Linked DNA regions of Homo sapiens: region 1 is linked to region 2. A link is a contact called in ENCODE Hi-C data. All regions are on one chromosome and are shown on one strand. Each heading gives the region's core, a stretch centred on a gene start or an enhancer-like site at or near the end of the contact. The rest is flanking DNA. Distances are from core to core; before and after follow the strand shown. Region 1 overlaps CFAP99 (cilia and flagella associated protein 99). Region 2 overlaps POLN (DNA polymerase nu).

What was found. A loop is a pair of places that touch in the nucleus more often than their neighbours do.
Region 1: a map of posterior cingulate gyrus shows a loop between it and region 2 (2.1-fold over the local background). The contact joins two enhancer-like sites. A Hi-C loop is called at or near these places in 1 of 168 maps with a recorded cell type or tissue (posterior cingulate gyrus).

What each region holds. Positions count from the first base shown.
Region 1 is chr4:2,456,217-2,458,916 of GRCh38, reverse strand. CFAP99 (cilia and flagella associated protein 99) reads right to left here. Exons shown (of 16, transcript NM_001193282.4): 12 at 53-194. Among named protein-coding and RNA genes, the nearest start is that of RNF4, 12 kb to the left of the region's middle. Within about 2 kb of position 1,401, at least 2 of the 41 ENCODE cell types and tissues checked have a DNase peak (open chromatin) inside an H3K27ac peak, as active enhancers do.
Region 2 is chr4:2,071,213-2,074,075 of GRCh38, reverse strand. It overlaps POLN (DNA polymerase nu), which reads left to right. Exons shown (of 26, transcript NM_181808.4): 25 at 1,047-1,108; 26 at 1,777-2,158. The coding sequence ends at 1,962. Among named protein-coding and RNA genes, the nearest start is that of NAT8L, 13 kb to the right of the region's middle. Within about 2 kb of position 1,600, at least 4 of the 41 ENCODE cell types and tissues checked have a DNase peak (open chromatin) inside an H3K27ac peak, as active enhancers do.

The sequences.
Region 1 (2,700 bases), core at 152-2,651, 390 kb before region 2:
ACCCGAGTGGGGAAGAGCGGGGTAGGGCCAGTGACATCTGGCTCCTGACTACCTGTCTGCTGTCGGCCCTTCGCGAGCTTCGTCTGGGCCGCCTTGGCGTTCTTCTGCCCCTCTATCACCTGCTCCACCAGCTCCTTCCTGGACCTGTCCTCCCGGAGCCGTCTCTCTGCACGCTGCAGCATCAGCTTGGCCATCTGCCCAGACAGCGGACCTGCCACGGTGAGTGGGGCTGCTCCGGCTTCCCTGCCTGGTCCCGCCCCAGCCCAGGGCGCAGCATGAGGTCTGAAGGTGGACCCAGTCCCTGCCCTTGAATCACCCCAGAACCCAGGTCTAAGCCCATTCACTCCTGGCGGTGCTCTGGAAGTTGGGCCTGCGGGGAACTTCCACCTCATGTCCTCTCCCTTCCTCCCAGTGTGGTCTTGGGGGGAACCTTCCTGCATCTGAAGCCACCCAGTTTGTGGTACTTTGCTGTAGTAGCCCTAGAGACCCAGTGCACCCAGTAGCAACGTAGGCTGTTCACAGTGGAGGGAACCAGGGTAGGGGGCCCGGGGTAGGGGGGACGTGGAATACCCTGTTCTATATTTACGGCTTTTCTGTAAATTTAAAAATTGTTCTGAAATTAAAAAATTACTTTAAAAGTTTCTTTAAAAACTTGGTAATACGTTGTGTAGAAATATGAGGTGAAGAAAGTGGGCACCAAAAAATACCAAGATTCCCGTCTCAGTCAACCAGACAATGAGCAAAGAGAGAAAAGAGGCGTCCACACCGGCCCTCCCCGCGCAGCCACAGCGTCAGACCATGGCACAGGGAGACGGCTGGGCGCCTCAGGCCGGGAGTGCAGAAGAGGGCGGCGGTGCCTCCTGGCTCTTTGGGAACGTGGAATCAGGGAGGCAGCAGCAGTCCACAGAAAAGGCTCCCGCTTGGGAGTAAGACACACAGGATGCTAAGTTCTGCCTCTGCCACCCTGGCAGCTCCCTGGCAGCGGACAAGTCTCGGGCCTCTCTGGGTTTCAGTTTCTTTGTGGGGAAATGAAGATGGCCACGCCCACCTCCTCAGGTGCACTGGGTGCAGGGCCAACACCTAGCAAGGGCTCAGGAAAGAGTGTCCCCATCAGCCACAGCACCAGCCTCGGCACGGAATAGGGAGTCGGCACAGAGGAATGAGCAGGGGAAGAAGGAAAAGAGGGCCACAGGCCGGGAGCAGTGGACAGGGATAGGTGTTTGGCAAGCGATGAGTGTGTGGTCACCTGGCCAGGCTCACAGTAAGGAGAGGGTTTCCAGGCAGTAAGCAGCAGAGAGATCAGCCTGAGGGCCTGAGTCCAGGGTCACATGCCTGGCTGGCTCCACTCAGACATCAACCTTGGACCCACGGTCCTGCCTGCCGTCACTCAGGGGCCAGGGGCAGCCACATGCATCCTTGGGCCCTGCTGTGGACATCCCACCAGGTTTCCCACACATCCCCTCCTCCTTCCTGCCACAGAGCATGGCTCGCACTGGCTGCTCGCTGAGCTCGCACCAAGTCCGAACTTTCAGTTACCTGCACTGGCACCTTCAAAATTAAAATGAAGGTAGAACACATGGAACAGCATTTCTGTGGCCAGAATCAAGTGGAAAAAAGATGCAAGTGCTGCTTGATGAAACAATCTGCCTGAAGACTTTGGTAAAATGTACTCAGGGCCAGCTGCAGCGGCTCACGCTTGTAATCCCAGCGCGTGGGGAAGCTGAGGGGGGAGGATTGCTTGAGCTCAGGAGTTTGAGACCAACATAGTGAGACCCCGTCTCTACAGAAAATACAAAACTAGCCAGGCCCGGTGGCTCCTGCCTGTGGTCCCAGCTACTCAGGAGGCTGAGGTGGGAGGATCATTTGAGTCCAGGAGTTTGAGGTTGCAGGGAGCCATGATTGTGCCACTGCATTCCAGCCTGGGAGACAGAGCAAGACCCGATCTCAAAAAAAAAAAAAAAAAAAAGTATTCAAAGAATGATTACCCATGACATCCAAAACATGAAATGTCATTCCTCACCCAGGAGTTGAGTGTTGACACTAGTACAGCTATTCTGGGTTAATTTCACAGTGATAACAGATTAAAAAACAAGTTATTGGCCGGGCGCGGTGGCTCATGCCTGTAATCCCAGCACTTTGGGAGGCCGAGGCAGGCAGATCACCTGAGATCGGGAGTTCGAGACCAGCCTGACCAACATGGAGAAACTCCATCTCTACTAAAAACACAAAATTAGCCAGGCATGATGGTGCATGCCTGTAATCCCAGCTACTCAGGAGGCTGAGGCAGTAGAATAGCTTGACCCCAGGAGGCAGAGGTTGTGGTGAGCCGAGATCGCACCATTGCACTCCAGCCTAGGCAACAAGAGTGAAACTCCGTCTCAAAAACAAACAAACATTTTTTTTGTAGACGCGGGGTCTCACTATGTTGTTCAAGCTGGTCTCGAACTCCTGGGTTCAAGTGATCTAGCTGCCTTGGCCTCCCAAAGTGCCGTGACTACAGGTGTGAGCCACCGCATCCAGCCATAATTTTAAAATATATCCTTTCCAGCCCCATTGCTAGAGTACTTTAAAACTGGTGACTGTAGGCCAGGCATGGTGGCTTATGCCTATAATTCCAGCACTTTGGGAGGTCGAGGCAGGTGGATCACATAAGGCTGGGAGTTTGAGACCAGCCTGGCCAACATGGCAAAACCGCATCTC
Region 2 (2,863 bases), core at 351-2,850:
GTAGCCCCAGCCAGCATGAGGAGCCAATGGTCCAGCTTGGCCTGGGCCGGCTCTCCAGCCTCGCCCCCATAAGAAGGTCCCCAGGGGGGCCCAGGTCCTTCTGCAGGGCTCCCCACCATGCACATGGGCCGTGTGCCCACCTGCTGGCCGACAGCTCCCTGCAGACGGTGACCGGCTCCTGCACAGAAGACATTGAGGGCCACAGAGCTTGGGTGGCCGCTGGCCCTGCTCAGGACACACCAGGGACAGGTCCCCAGGGAGACCCTCGCTCTGCTGGGGCCAGCAGGGCTGGAAAGTGAGGTGGCGCCCACCACGGCTTGGGGCTCCTGCCGCCATCTTTGCATTGCAGTGTCACACAGCACAAAAGGACTGAACGAATGTTTATCCAGGGGCTCCAGGTTTCAGAGCAAGCCCTGAGAAAGCCTGAGCTTGCGGGTCCCACCTCTGGCCCCTGCCCAGGCCTTCCCTTTCGTAGGGCTCTGAGCCCCACTGCTGCATGGTGATCCACGCCCCAACAACGGGGTCAGCCTGCCTGTGGCACAAAGCCACTGTTGCCTCAAACTTCACCGGGCAGTAGTGGGGATGGGGGGTTCTTGTGTGCCTGGTGGCTCTGGCTGGTGGGGGCTCCCTGTGCCTCCCCCATCCTCCCAGCCCCAGTGGCTCTGGAACAGAGCTGGCATGACGCCTGCCCCACCCCATGGCCCCCAGCTGGGGTGAGCTGAGCCGGAGGGGTAGGGGTGAGGGCCAGTGCAGTGTGGTGGGCCAGGCCAGGAGGAGGGGCTGCAGCGAGGGCCAAGGGGCCTGCGAGAGGCATCCTGGACTGTGGATGGGGCCGGGGGAGCTGGACTCAGCCTCAGGGGCTGGGCACTCAGGGGCTCCTTGTGGGCATTAAGGTCCCACAGCTGGTTCAGGTGACCGAGTGGACACAGGAAACAAGGGGGCTCAGGGGCCGGGGCAGGACTCGGGCCTGAAAGTTCTCTTATCTTCGGCTCCCAGGCCCCAAGGCCAAGAGACCAGCAGGGCCTCCTCTCTCTTCCGCACTCTAGCTCTCGTCAGGAGGACCATGGAGTCCTTGGAACAGGTGCAGGCATTGGAGCTGCAGCTTCAGGTGAGGGGACACTTAAGCCTGCCCGGTCTTCCGGAGCCCAGGGTGAGGGGAGGCCAGCACCCCCAGGGCAAAAGAGCCAGGCCAAAGGGTGCAGCCCCAGCCCCGAGATGGCCACTCCACAGCAGGCACAGCCGTGGAGGCTGGACCGTCCCTGAAGCCCGGGAAGCCCCACCCGACTCTGCTCACTTCAGTGAACAGGGACGGCAGCCGGGGCTGGACCCCTCCCTCCCTGTCAAGAGCTGTGAAGGCTTGGTCCACTCAAGGTCAGGGACCCCCGGGAGGGCTCTCCTGGCCTCTAGGAGCCACCAATCCTCCCGGGGGCAGGACCCTGAGGGGCAAGCACAGGATGCCCCAGGACACACCCACCCATCCAAGGGCACCTTGTCTGCCGGCCGCAGCCTACCCACTGGCACAGAGGCCCTGGCAGGTGGGGGAACCTCCGCCAAGATCGAGGTGTCGTGACTGGGAGGTGGATGTGGCATAAGCCTGTTGCTGGGCGAGTGTGGTGAGTGTGCACGTGTATGCACATGTGTGCGTGTGGCTGTCTGATCATGTATCTGGATGTGTGCACCTGTGTGCTGTAGGCCCTGTCCCCCTGCTTGGGGTCTGGGAGGTGGCTGGGGGTGGCTGGCCCAGGCGTGGGGCTCACCTCTGGCTGCCACCTGCAGGTACCCCTCAAGGTGAGCCTGAGTGCCGGCCGCTCATGGGGACACCTGGTGCCACTGCAGGAGGCCTGGGGCCCTCCGCCAGGCCCATGTCGCACTGAGTCTCCCAGCAACAGCCTGGCTGCCCCTGGGTCCCCTGCCAGCACCCAGCCCCCACCCCTGCATTTTTCGCCTTCATTTTGTCTGTAGCCCCAGGCAACAGTGGGAGGAGAGAACTGGTTTCCAGCAGTCCATTGTGTGGCCTTCCCCAAGGTCACCAGCTCTGTACGCCCCAGGACGCATTAACCCTTTGGGGCTGGGGTGGCCCGCCATCCCCTGGAGTAAATGCCTGTGCAAAGCCCTCCTCATCCTTGTCTGAGTGAATTCTTCCTGTGAGTGGGAAGTGCCGCGTCCACCACCCCCAGCCACTTGGCCGGGGCAGGGCTGAGTGCCCCCAGTTGGGAGTGACCCAGGCTGGGTCTGGGCCAGACACTCCAGACTGGGTAGGCACTCCCAGCTCCCTCTCCCATGGATTCCAGGGGAGGGGGCTGCCTCGTGGCTCAGCAGCTGCTCCCCCCGGCAGGTGTCCAAGAAGCCACCAGCTCTGACGCCCTATGGTGTCACCCCCTGCTGGCTCCCTTCGCTTTAGGAAGCCATGGCCCAGGGCGTGCACCGTCCTCCCAGGCCAGCCCAGCGTGCAGCCCTGTACTGAGATGGAGAGAACACAGCCTCCCCGCAGGCACTGAGGCCCCTAGAGCTTGTGTTCCCGACTGATGTGTCAGGAGGACCAGAGGAGCCCCTCTATGAGAAGACCTGGCCACCCACTGCAGGCCTCCCCCATGGATGCAGCCTAGGGGCCACCGAGGACCCGCGGGCGTCTGGGGTCACATGCTCTCAGGCCACAAGGTCTCTCCCATGAGCCTCCTGCAGGCTAGTGACCAGTGGCTGCAAACAGGCTGGCTCCTGAGACAGCCAGTGCTCCAAGCAGCTCCTCCAGACTCTTCCCGTCCCACGTGCCCCTCTGCCTTCCCTCATGCACAGTGGCCTCACTGCCAGCCCAGCAGGACACCTGTGACTCACCTCCACCTCACAGCAGGCTGCGACAGAGGCA